2 separate regions of the Homo sapiens genome follow, and region 2 is linked to region 1. Evidence: chromatin contacts called from ENCODE Hi-C or POLR2A ChIA-PET data. All regions are on one chromosome and are shown on one strand. The core of a region is the stretch at or near the end of the contact, and the rest is flanking DNA. Distances in the headings are between cores, read along the strand shown.

Region 1 (6,308 bases), core at 1,424-3,923:
ATTTAGTGAAGAGAACCAAATAATGTTCTACTACAATTTGTATGCCAATTATAAATCATGCTTTTCCATTAATTAAAGGAGTAGCTCTTTGATTATCTACCAGTAGGATGCAAAAATGATTAAATAGTGTTTTATTTAAAATATTTTACATTTTATTAAACCACCTTGGCTTCTGACTACTCCTAACTCACCTCGCCTTTAGCACAAACAGTTCTGTCCTTGGTGAATCTGATAAAATGATTTGCTTGTTCAGCTATAAAACGTAAAAGAGGCTCTTATAATTTGTTGCATAGTTTAAGACCCTGTTTTGTTTGACCACTGCTTGGGGGTTGATGTTTGTTATTCTTTAGCATCTCAGTGAGTACCGGGGAAGTCTACTTGTTTGAGTACTTACACATGTTGAATACAATTATTGACACTGATTTAAAGGTGAGATTGACTCAGTTCATAAATATGACAGTTGATCCAGGAGGCATTCTGTCTGGAATAAATTGATAAAGGCAAAAGTTATAAAAAGAATATGTGTCTGCTTTTGCTTTGTACTTTACTTACATACCTAGAGCAGTTACTAGTTATAGCCTTTTGAATATAACCTGTATGACCATCTTCAAATCTGTCTCAATTTCAAGAGGAGGTTACTCATGCAATTATGTGGGTTACTCTTATTCTTAACTTGAACATTTCAGAAAATGAGTTTTATGGTAGTTTTAAGCCTAAGCATTTTACATGGCAGAGAGCTCCGGTTTATTCACTCAATAACAAATTGCAGTATATGTGTGTGTGTGGATACCATGTTATACATGGGGGCTAAAAAAATAAATGAAATGCAGTTCCTGCCCTCAAGGAGCTCTTAGTTTGCTAGTGGAGACAACTGATACACATCTGGATTGACATGTTTTGTTTTTGAGATAGAGTGTCGCTATTGCCCAGGCTAGAAAGCAGTGGTGCTATCTCGGCTCACTGCAACCTCTGCCTCCTGGGCTCAAGCTATCCTCCCACCTCAGCCTCCTGAGTAGCTGGAACTACAGGCACCCACCACCATGCCTGGCTAATTTTTGTATGTTTATACAGATGGGGTTTCACCATGTTGCCCAGGCTGGTCTTGAGCTGAAAGTGATCTGCCCACCTTGGCCTCCCAAAATGCTGGGATTACAGGCATGAACCACCATGCTCAGCCCCTTGTTTTGTTTTTTTATTGTTGTAAAATACACATAATATAAAATTTAACATTTTAGCCATTTTTAAGTGTACAGGTCAGCTACATTAAGTACATTTACTATTTTTTTTTGCAACCATCCCCACCATTCATCTCCCGAACTTTCTCATCTTCCCAAACTGAGACACTGTGCCCATTCTTGATGGGTTTTAATATGCCTAGGACCACAGAGCTATGGGAGGCCAGAGGACAGGAAACTCCCAGTTCTAAGGCAGTGTCAGGTCATGGGCAGTGATTGGCCTGAATGCCCCTTGCCCATCTTCTGCTGTGTCCAAGGACTGAAGACCTGCCACTCTGCAGCTTGGTCGCTGTCTGGGCTGAAGAACCTGTCTCAGTGAGTGGGGGACTGGGATTCTCCTCTCTTGTGTCAGAGAGACTAAAACCGTAGTTCTGCTAGACCTCTCACCCCTTTCTATAAATAGGAGCATCAATGGGGCCTTCCAAAGGAAGTCATTGCAATACACTGTTGTTAAGCCTTCTGAGCTTCTAGCTGTACTGCCTGGAACAGCCTAGAAACTGGCAAAGATTTATGGTCATTGAGGGCAACTGGGCAACAATAAATCTTCAGCCCTGCTTGCCTTTATAGCATCTGTGTAAGCTTGCTGGTTCAGAGCCACTGGGACTCAAAGTAAATCATTCAGTCAGTCACTCAGCAGATAATTATGGACCGCCCACTAGGTGTGAGACATTCTGTTTCTCCTTTCTTTTATGTCAATATTTAGCAGAAGTAGTAGCAAGGCATCCAATTCTTGAATCTAGTTTCTCTTCTAAGGACTTTTTTTTTTTTTGAATCTCTAAGGTTGTTTTGAGTATGTTCTCCTCAATCCAAATTGTTCCCTGCTCAGGAGAAAATAAAGCTCTGGGGAGAGGCTTAACCATTTAATCATGTACCATTTAACACCTCTTTCTGGGAATGGAAACATAGATCAGCATAAAGAACTTGTCCCATTAGTATTTGCCACCGTTTTTCCTTTGAAAAGTAAAGATGTGTTTCAATCACTTCATTTGTTAAAATTAAAGCATGGCCTCTCCTTCTCCCTGTCCATCTGCTGTGACTTGTGATCTGATTTGAGTGTCTGTTCTAGTAGCAGAAGCAGCAGAGGTAGATGAGACAACAATTTACTGCCTCAGTGGAAACTTACTTCATGGCCGAGTCAGAATAACACAGTTGGAGTTTTTAAAATTAATTGGAATTTTATTCTACACTACTTGTCTGGAGTCTAAGCTACAAAGCTGTTGTTGTAAAGGTGAAAATCTAGCCTAATCAGTGCCAATGGCATTTGCAGAAGATGCCAAGAACTTCCTGGGTCTCAGGAAGGCTGGAATGTACTTGTCCTCCCTTCTCCCTCCCTCCAGTAAACACAACCTTCCACCCTCCCCTCAGGCTCCAGCTGCTGCTTGCTGCACCTCTATAGATCCCGAGTTTGGGAACTGGCTGGAGTCTCTGTTGAAGGACTGGAGAAGGTTACAAGGATTGTCTCTGCCCCTGCCTACCTCAGGCCTCCCAGAGGTGGGGGATGAGGGAGTCTGTGGAAGAGGAAAGAACTAAGGGAGGAGCCCAGTGTGAGAGGCTCTGCTCCCGCCTGCGGCACTTCCCTGCACCTGCCACAGGTCCAATTCATGGGAACAGCTGGACTTTCTAGCCACTGTCGTTGGTCTAGGAAGTTAAACTGTGGGCCTCTTACCCACCGCAGTCACTCCCTGGAGGTGGCCTCAGAGCTCTGGCTCCAGAGGGCACCTGTCTTGCATGGAGAGGTAAGAAATGTTTGAGTTGAACTGAATATTCGCTGCCGGCCTGGGGTCGGTGAGATTAGTGAGAAGGGAACAGGTGGCGTAAAAGCTAATGGGATGCTTTAAGATTGGCACATTGCTGATTTCCAGGCTGCCGTGGGAAGGCTGGTGGTGGGTATCCAGGTTGCTGTAGCGGGGTGGAGAGAAAGCACCTCCTGTTTTCCAATGTGGAGGCAATCTGGCCATGACATCTGTGTCCCTGCCCGCCACGGTGGAGGAGGGCCTGGATGCCCGGCTTTGTGTGCCCCTGGCCGCCACGGTGGAGGAGGGCCTGGATGCCCGGCTTTGTGTGCCCCTGGCCGCCACGGTGGAGGAGGGCCTGGATGCCCGGCTTTGTGTGCCCCTGCCCTTCACGGTGGAGGAGGGCCTGGATGCCCGGCTTTGTGTGCCCCTGCCCGCCACAGTGGAGGAGGGCCTGGATGCCCAGCTTTGTGTGCCCCTGCCTGCCACGGTGGAGGAGGGCCTGGATGCCCGGCTTTGTGTGCCCCTGCCCGTCACGGTGGAGGAGGGCCTGGATGCCCGGCTTTGTGTGCCCCTGCCCTTCATGGTGGAGGAGGGCCTGGATGCCCAGCTTTGTGTGCCCCTGGCCGCCACGGTGGAGGAGGGCCTGGATGCCCGGCTTTGTGTGCCCCTGCCCGTCACGGTGGAGGAGGGCCTGGATGCCCGGCTTTGTGTGCCCCTGCCCTTCACGGTGGAGGAGGGCCTGGATGCCCGGCTTTGTGTGCCCCTGGCCGCCACGGTGGAGGAGGGCCTGGATGCCCGGCTTTGTGTGCCCCTGCCTGCCACGGTGGAGGAGGGCCTGGATGCCCGGCTTTGTGTGCCCCTGGCCGCCATGGTGGAGGAGGGCCTGGATGCCCGGCTTTGTGTGCCCCTGGCCGCCACGGTGGAGGAGGGCCTGGATGCCCGGCTTTGTGTGTCCCTGCTGTGGCTGCGTGGTTGTCAGGTGACCATCCTCTCCAGGGAGGGGAGAGCTGCCCCTTGCTGAGGGAGGGTGTGCATGGCTTGTTCCCCTGCCAGAATGTCCCATTCCTTGACATTTTGACCAGTCTTGCCACATTCTATGGGTTAAGACCTGGATGATTACAAAAGTTGTGGAAGATGGTTTTCTTGACGGTCTTGTTTGCAATGGAGGTGCCAGCAGGTGCTGAGAAACACTGAGGGACCTCAGCAATGCCATCTGTTCTCAGAGGGGCTCAGGAGAAGCAAAGATGAGCAGTGGCCGAGGAATGGTGCCGCTGACATAGTCCGGGCAGCCCCGCTGGCACTTATGCTGCTGAGCTTGGCTTCCACAGCCAGGGAAAAGGGTGTCTTTCTGTAGCAGCCATCTGCCTCGCTCATCATCAGTTGTGATGATTTTGTCTTACCTGCCAAGTGGTAGTTCTTACGTCTTGCAGATCTTTGAATCCTCAGCACCTAGCACAGTGCCCTGCCTGCAGTAGGGGTAACATAGCCAGGAAGCACAGCATGCACGATTGTTTTCTCCAAAAGATGTGCAGAAATCAGTGACCAGACAGAAGTGGTAGGCTTCTTCTTTTTTTTTTTTTATTGTCACCATCTATAATGGAATGGCATCCTTTACTTAAACTCAACACCTTTGGAAGCACTGGCTCTCAGAGGCTAATGCCTGTGGCTCCCAACTATGGTGACTTGTGATACCTCACTCAGATATGACGGGTCAGTGGCTTTGGAGGGGGTTCTCAGGAATCTGCATTTTTACAAGTTCATGGGGGTGATTCTGGGGCAGGTATTTTATGAATGTGAATCATAACTTGAAAAAGAACAGGCTTTCAGCTGAGGCACGGCTATCATTCGAATGTGTCCCCTCCAAAATTCAGGTGTTGAAATTTAATGGCTAAAATGATAATATTAAGAGGTGGCCCTTTAAGAGGTGATTAGGCTCTGAGAGCTCCTCCCTCATGAATGAGATCAAGGCCCCTGTGAAAGAGGCTTCATGCAGCATTCCATTTCACCTTCCTCTGATCTGTGTGAGGACACTGTGTTCTGGAGGGTGCAGCAAGGAGGCATCATCTTGGAAGCAGACACCTAGTCCTCACCACACAATAAACCCACCAGCCTCTTCATCTTGGACTCCAGAACCAAGAAAAAAATTTCTGTTCATGGTCAGGCATGGTGTCTCACACCTGTAATCCCAGCTCTTTGGAGGCTAAAGTGGGAGAATTGCTTGAGCCCAGGAGTTCAAGACCAATCTGGGCAATATAGTGAGATGCCATCTCTGCAAAATTTTTAACATTAGCCAGGCTTAGTGGCACGCATCTGCAGTTCTAGCTCCTCAGTAGGTTGAGGCAGGAGGATCGCTGGAGCCCAGGAGTTCAAGGTTACAGTGAGCTATGATTGTGCCACTGTATTATAGCCTGGGTGACAGAGCGAGAGCCTGTCTCTAAAAAAAAAAAAAATCTGTTCTTTATACATTACCCAGCCTTTTGTATTTTGTTAGAGCAGTGCAGATGGACTAAGTCAGATACGCTCTGGAAATGGATTTTCCAAGTGGGGAATAAACAACGAGGAAGGTAACTCTGTGTCATTTCCACTTTCTTACACCTGGGGTGCTTCACACTTTAATTTTTGTCACACCTCGTGTAATCCCCTTGGTACTCTTTAACATTAATCTTGAAGAACACCTTACATTTTTGGTAGCATTATTGAAACCAGTTGATATATTAATATTTGAGGGCTTTTATAGGATATATATATATACACACACACATACACACACATGTACACAACACACACACACACAACACACACATACACACATACCTGTAGGATGTACAATGAAAAACCAGTTAACTTTCTGAAGTACAGGATTTTAAATAGACTCTATTTGAGCCCTGGAGATTGGCAGTAGTCTCGGCTACCCCTCATGGTGCCGGGGTCCGAATTACTCGCCTCTCTGGGACAGCTCCCTTTTCTCCCTCCCTTGTGATCTTGCATCCAACCCTTCCTTAACCAAGTCTGCAGACTTAGGTTTGTCCTCACCCTAAGGTGAACCAGCCAGCTCCTGTTCTCAGTCTGGGGAGTGCTCCTTTTCCACTGCTGAGCAGAGACTGGAGCAGGAGACACAGTGATGCGTCTCATGGCCCTGCCCCTGGCTCTCTTCCCTTTGGACACACCCCTAGGTGCAGCTGTGGCCTCCTCTGTAACAGGTCTGCAGAAGAGCAAGATTAGAAGCAGCCATATCCCCTACATTTGTAACAGGAGAGGCCCAGACCTCCAGCTGGGGGATTAACATGTTCTCCAGAAATGGCTAGTTACTCCCAAACTTGCTTCTTTCCTCCAAGTC
Region 2 (6,308 bases), core at 1,791-4,290, 41 kb after region 1:
GATAACTTAAAGAGAAAAGGAAAAATAGGGGTCCTTAGCAGTGTCAAGGGACCTGGCTGGGGGCACTGGACGTGCCAATGAGGAGAGTCTTGATGATTCTGAGGGCTGCCTGGGTAGAATTTCAGTGGGCAGAAAAGTCAGCATTCCACGCACTCTATTCTTCCTTTCCTCCTTCCCCTCCTCTTTCTTCTTTTTTTCCCTGCTTTGCCTCCTTCTTAAATTCTTCTTTTCTAATTTATAAGACAGCTAGAATAGGAGGGAGATACTGAGGGCTCTGGAGATTTTTATTGTCCCCTTGGGAAGAGGCTACGGGCAGAACTGGAGGAAAAGGTTCGTCGTACTCAGGGGAGAATTTCCAGTCTAGCTGTGGACACTGACCTTTGCATGTCTTTCGTCCCTCCTCCCATACTGGAAAATGAAAGGATTGTTGTGTTTATCATAACACATTTTTGGTCATTTTAGTTTAGTTTGTAATTAGACTATAATTACCTAACCCGGTTGCTTAATAATAAAGACTTCTCACCCCAGGCAGCATGGTGCAAAGGGAATTGTGCCCTCCACCCCAGGGTGGTGATCATCCCAGGTCCCTTTGGCCTTTATATTAACCTACGGTTTGAATCTTGGTCTGACCATTGAGCTGCTGTGTGACCTCAGACAAACCGCTAAACCCTTGTGAGCCTGGTTTATAATACTTGTAATGATCAAATGAGACAGTATGTGAAAATAAACAGAGTGGCTGTCACATGAAAGGTGCCCAGTAAGTATGTGCTGTATCTGAGTCCCTGACAGATACTCAGTACCCGCGAGAGCACGGTACTGTGCCAAGCAAACTAGAAATGCACACACATAGGAAAGAATAGTCTCGGGTGAGTGAATGCATTAAAAAGGTCCATGCGGTGCATTCTCAGATCCCAAAATAGTGCCCAGGACTGAGATGAGAGGTAGGGGCCCAGGAGTTTACTGAAGACAGGACCTTTTCATTGTTTTCCGTGAGAGGGTAAAACTTCACCTGCAGTGTGACAGCGGCCACATCCAAAGACTCAGAGGAGCCAGCATGAGGAGGAGGAGCTGAAAGCGGAGGGAGGTGGTTGGTGCCACTGTGTGTGTGTGTGTGTGTGTGTGTGCGCGTGTGTGTGTTTAGCCAGGAGGGAGCTGTTGGGAAATGCCACCTAAGGAATGTTTTCAAGTGCAATTCTAGCACTTCATGATGTGAAGAATAAATACGATCTCCTTTGTAGTCCCTTGAGACGGGAGGTCGCACAGTCTGGGTGGCTCTGGAGTGGCTGATTTTGGTCCTGGGCTGTTGCTCAGGCTGTGGGGAGGAGCGGTCCCAGGCAGGAATCTGAGGAAGGAGCTACAGGGACTGTGGCCCTTGGCCAGGCAGGACGGAGAGCCTGCTGTGGATTTTCTCAGCGGTTAGAGTCTCTGTTGTCTAAGCTGGGAAAACTGACCATCACTGAGGGAGAAACACTGGTGGAACACTGACAGCTTCCTCAGAAGAAACACATGTGTGCTGCGCCCAGCCTGACATCCATGCCCCAGCCTGAGCACCCATGGTCTCACTTGGTGTCACACAACATACTTCTCCTCTGTCTTCAATGTCAAACCTTTCCCATGGCGAAAATGGGCGGGGGTGGGGCAGGGGGGATATAAGCTACATTTTTCTTAGTGTGGTCAGAGTAGCATATTCTTTTTTTTTGTTGTTTGAAACGGAGTGTTGCTCTGTTACCCAGGCTGGAGTGCAATGGTGTGATCTCAGCTCACTGCAACCTCCACCTCCTGGGTTCAAGTGATTCTCCTGCTTCAGCCTCCGGAGTAGCTGGGATTACAGGCATGTGCCACCATGCCCTGCTAATTTTGTGTTTTTAGTAGAGACAGGGTTTCACCATATTGGTCACGATGGTCTCGAACTCCCAACCTCAGGTGATCTGCTTGCCTCGGCCTCCCACAGTGCTGGGATTACAGGCGTGAGCCACCATGCCTGGCCCAGAGTAGCATATTCTTGATTTGAATTTGTAGACTGGAAAGTTCAGTGTAGTCTGATGATGATGATGATAACGATGATGACAGTATCAAGCACTTGTACAGCACTTACTACTCTTTAAGCACTTTTCCAAACATGTAACATACAGTAATTCATCTCATCATTTAATCCTTACAGCATCCTTGAGGTGAGGTCTTATTGTCATTGCTCCTATTTATAGGTGAGGAAAACTGAGGCATGGAGAAAATGATTCATTTCTAAGTGGTGCAGAAGGATTTGAACCCAAGTCATCTGACTCTAGAGTCCCTCTCGTAGGCATGTGGCTACACTGCTTCTTACCATGTGTGGTATGTATTGGGTGACTCCTTTCTGGCAGGAACAAGCCCATTAGGTTTTTTTTAGGCATCTGTTTCAAAGGGTTCTTCTATATTTGTAAGCCAAACCTTTTTCTTCTGTTTCTCTCCTTCTTGCATCATTATACGATCCATAGTCCTCAGGACACACGGCCCCAGCCTCATCACAAGCAGTACATGCGACAATTTGTCCACCTGCTGTTCTGTCCCTGCCCAGGGCTGAGCACAACAGCCCACAGAGAATGCTTCTGCTGAGAGGTAGATTCTAAGGTGTGGACCCAGGATCTCTTAGGTAGTATTTTGAGACATATTTGGACAAAAGCTACTGAGGCAGTGTAGAAAATAGATACTGCTTGTCTTGAAAGCTAGGTCAAGGCAAATGTTTGTTTGTCTTTTAAAAATTATGGCAGTTAGCTGAAATTGTATTTCAACTGCTAGGAAACTAGAATGGCCAGATCTTAGAAACTGGTGGAGAGGCAGTCAGTTAATAAAAATTTCCCCGGAAGGAGTGATGGGGGAAGGAGAGAGGAGAGGGTGGGAGGAAGGAAAGGGAGGGAGCTGGCCCTTCCAGAGCAGTCATTTCCGGATTCTGTGGCCTTTCAGTGAACACAGAGGTCTTTCGAGGCCTCTCAGAGCTCTGGCTGCCTTCTCCAGTCTTTGGCTGTGGGAGGCAGCATGGGAGGAGCCTGAACTGGCCTGACAGGGGCTGTCCTTTGCCCGCAGGGCACCCGTTCACCCCCAGCTGCAGCTCATGCCATATGTTGGCAGGGCCTGTGTTTCTGTGTCTTCTTTCCCAGCTGGCCTGGGAGCTCCTGGAAGGCAGGGCCTCTGCCACCTTCTGCTCTGCATCTCAGCACTTGAGTAGAGTCTGGCATAGACTCTACTTAGATTAGAGCATGGGCTCAGTACATACTTATCAAATTCAGTTGGCATCAAGAAGCCTGGATTCAAACATTTGCTTGGTGATCGTAGGCAGTGACTTGTAATGAACTAGAATATCAGTATTTTTGAACTGTAAAACCTCTACTACATTGGATTAAATACGGGACCATGTAAAGAGGCCACATAGAGGAGGCCTTCAATCAGGGTTTCCTTCTTTTTTTTTTGGCGGTCGAGCGTAAGCAGTGTCAGATCCCCATACAGAAACCACATCCACCAGGGAGTTCCTCATTGATCCTCACCCATCCTATTAGCCAGGGACTGAAACTTCAAAAAAGAATGGATTCCCTTTTTAGAATATTGCAAAAGATCATGTCTGTTGTGGTTAAAGAATTGCCTTAAATAACATATCATTTTCACTTGAATATCCTGCAACAGGGGAACACTCGTGTTCATCCTTTCTTTCAGCATGTCCAATATACGTACAAGTTACATGGGAGGAGGCTGTATAAAGGTAGTGGTGAAACATCAGCTTGGAGGCAGCCTGGTTTTTAATAAGATGTACACAGAACTTTTATGAAGACAGACATATTCTGGGACAGAAAGCAATTTTCAAATTTAAAAAGATTCAAGCCATACAAAGTGTGTTCTTTGATTACAGTGGAATTACATTAGAAATAAGTAACAGAAAGATTATCTGGAAAATCTCCAAATCCTTAGAAACTAAATGACACATTTCTAACCCACAGTCCAAAGAAGAAATTAAAAGGGAAATTAGAAGCTATTTTAAACTGAATGAAAATAAAAGCCCATCATATCAAAATGTGTGAGATGCCACTAAAGCAATGCTTAGTGCTGCTGGGGGTGGGGGAACATATAGCAGTAAATGTCTGCATCAGGAAAGGTCTCAAAGCAATGGCCTGAGCTTCCACCTTAGGAACCAGGAAAAGAAGAGCAAATTAAACCCAAAGCAAGGTGGAGAAAGGAAATAATAAAGATAAAAGCAGAAATCAGTGAAATAGAAAACAGAAAAACATGCTGGGCACAGTGTAATTACACGCCTGTAATCCCAGCACTTTGGGAGGCCAAGGCGGGTGGATCACTTGGGGTCAGGAGTTTAAGACCAGCCTGGCCAACATGGTGAAACCCCGTCTCTACAAAAAATATAAAAAATTAGCTGGGCGTGGTGGTGCATGCCTGTAATCCCAGCTACTCGGGAGGCTGAGGGAGGAGAATCACTTGAACCTGGGAGGTGAAGGTTGCAGTGAGCCGAGATTGTGCCACTGCACTCCAGCCTGGGTGACAGAGTGAGACTCCATCTCAAAAAAAGAAGATAAAAAAAAGAAAACCAATAAAGAAAATCAGTGAAACAAAAGCCGATTCTTTGAAAAGGTCAATACAATTGATAAACTTGTAGCCATAATGATAAATGGAAATAAGGAGAGAAGACACATTACTAACATTAGGAATGAGAGAGGTGACATCACTACAGATTCTATAGATATTATGCACAAGCTTGTGCCAGTAAATCCAACAACTTAGTTGAAATAGGCCTGATATTGTTACCAGTGGAGAATGTCCAGGTTCTTCGCGTTTTGAACAAAGAATTGGACAAAACACACAAAGCAATGAAAGAATGAAGCAATGAAAGCACAGATTTGCTGAAACGAAGGTACGCCCCACAGACTGGGAGTGGGCTGGAGCAAGTGGCTCAAGAGTGCTGGTTACAGAAACCTCTAGGGGTTTCCCATTGGTTACTTGGTTAGACCCTATGTAAATGAAGTAGTGGCCTGCAACCAGTCTGATTGGTTGCAGAAGGTGACCAATCAGAGGCTGAAGTGAATTTTCAAAGTTACACCCCTGTGCAGATGAAGGCTAGGCCTGTGACCAGTCTGATTGTTTGCGGGAGAGGACCTATCAGAAGTACTTTCCATTTTTCATCTGCAATGCAGAAAGTGAGGAGGGTTGGAAAGAGAACAGCCTCTGATCCTTTTGTTACCTGAGTGTGGAAAGTTAGGGTTTTCCTTTTGATTCACTTCTAGTCAGTCTGTGCAAACCAGCCTTAGTTTCCCTGCCTCCAGACCCTATTCTCCTGCCTTAACATTGTAATATAATAAGAAATACATATTTGCTCTCTGCTCCAGGTCCTTGGCACAGAACTCCTAAAACTCTTACAATTTCCTGAGCAATCAGTTGCTATGTACATCTTTTGTTATAATATTTCATCTTTGACCGCAGTTCTTGACCCAGATCTCCTAATCTGTTGGAATTTCCTGGGTGATAGGAGTGTCTTTTGTTCTAATGAGGCATGTCTTGGTGGGCACCTAAGTGGGTGCTGGTCACCAGAAAGACCAAGCCACAGTTAGAAACTTGGAACTTTCAGCCCTACCCCCATCCTCCAAAAAGAGGAAGGGGGCTGGACATAGGGTTAATAATTGATCATGCCTATATGATAAAGCCCACATAAAAATCCCTGAAGAACTGTGGGGTTCAGAGAGCTTCTGGGTTGCTGAGCATATGTATGTGCTGGGAGAGGGGCCCAGAGAGGGCACGAGAGCTCCATGCTCCTTCCCTCAAGCCCTGACCTGTGTGTCTCTTCATCTGCTGTTCATCTGTATCCTTTATCACATCCTTTATTAATGTAATAAGTAAATATAAGTGTTTCCCTGAGTTCTGGGAGTTGCTCTAGCAAATTATTGTACCCTCAGAGAGGGTCATGAGAACCTCAATTCATAGCTGGTCAGCCAGAAGTATAGGTTGACAACCTGGAACCTAGAATTGGCATCTGAAGCTGGAGTCAGGCTTGTGGGCCTGAGACTTTAACCCGTAGCATCTAACTCTAACGCCAGCTCCAGGTAAATAGTGTCAGAATCAGCCAGGCACAGTGGCTCACGCTTGTAATCTCAGCATTTTGGGAGGCCGAGGTGGGCGGATCACTTGAGGCCAGGAGTTCGAGACCAGCCTAGCCAACATGGCGAAACCCCATCTCTACTAAAAATACAAAAATTAGCTGGGCATGGTGGCACATGCTTGTAATCCCAGCTACTTAGGAAGCTGAGGCACAAGAATCGCTTGAACCCGGGAGGCGGAGG

The links. Hi-C counts contacts between places; a loop is a spot of excess contacts on that map. ChIA-PET counts read pairs that join two places held with the same protein, here RNA polymerase II (POLR2A). Pooled maps may share reads with other maps.
Region 2: a loop to region 1 is called in a pooled map, with 2.4 times the contacts of the local background. The contact joins two enhancer-like sites. A Hi-C loop is called at or near these places in 1 of 168 maps with a recorded cell type or tissue (heart left ventricle) and 2 of 50 pooled maps. POLR2A ChIA-PET finds 5 or more read pairs at or near these places in 5 of 52 experiments (AG04449, BJ, H1 and 2 more).

What each region holds. Positions count from the first base shown.
Region 1 is chr6:150,194,463-150,200,770 of GRCh38, forward strand. All of the region lies in intron 1 of PPP1R14C (protein phosphatase 1 regulatory inhibitor subunit 14C), which reads left to right. Among named protein-coding and RNA genes, the nearest start is that of PPP1R14C, 55 kb to the left of the region's middle. RefSeq lists a silencer at 2,691-2,985. Within about 2 kb of position 2,674, at least 4 of the 41 ENCODE cell types and tissues checked have a DNase peak (open chromatin) inside an H3K27ac peak, as active enhancers do.
Region 2 is chr6:150,235,516-150,241,823 of GRCh38, forward strand. The region is part of intron 3 of PPP1R14C (protein phosphatase 1 regulatory inhibitor subunit 14C); the gene reads left to right. Among named protein-coding and RNA genes, the nearest start is that of PPP1R14C, 96 kb to the left of the region's middle. Within about 2 kb of position 3,041, at least 10 of the 41 ENCODE cell types and tissues checked have a DNase peak (open chromatin) inside an H3K27ac peak, as active enhancers do.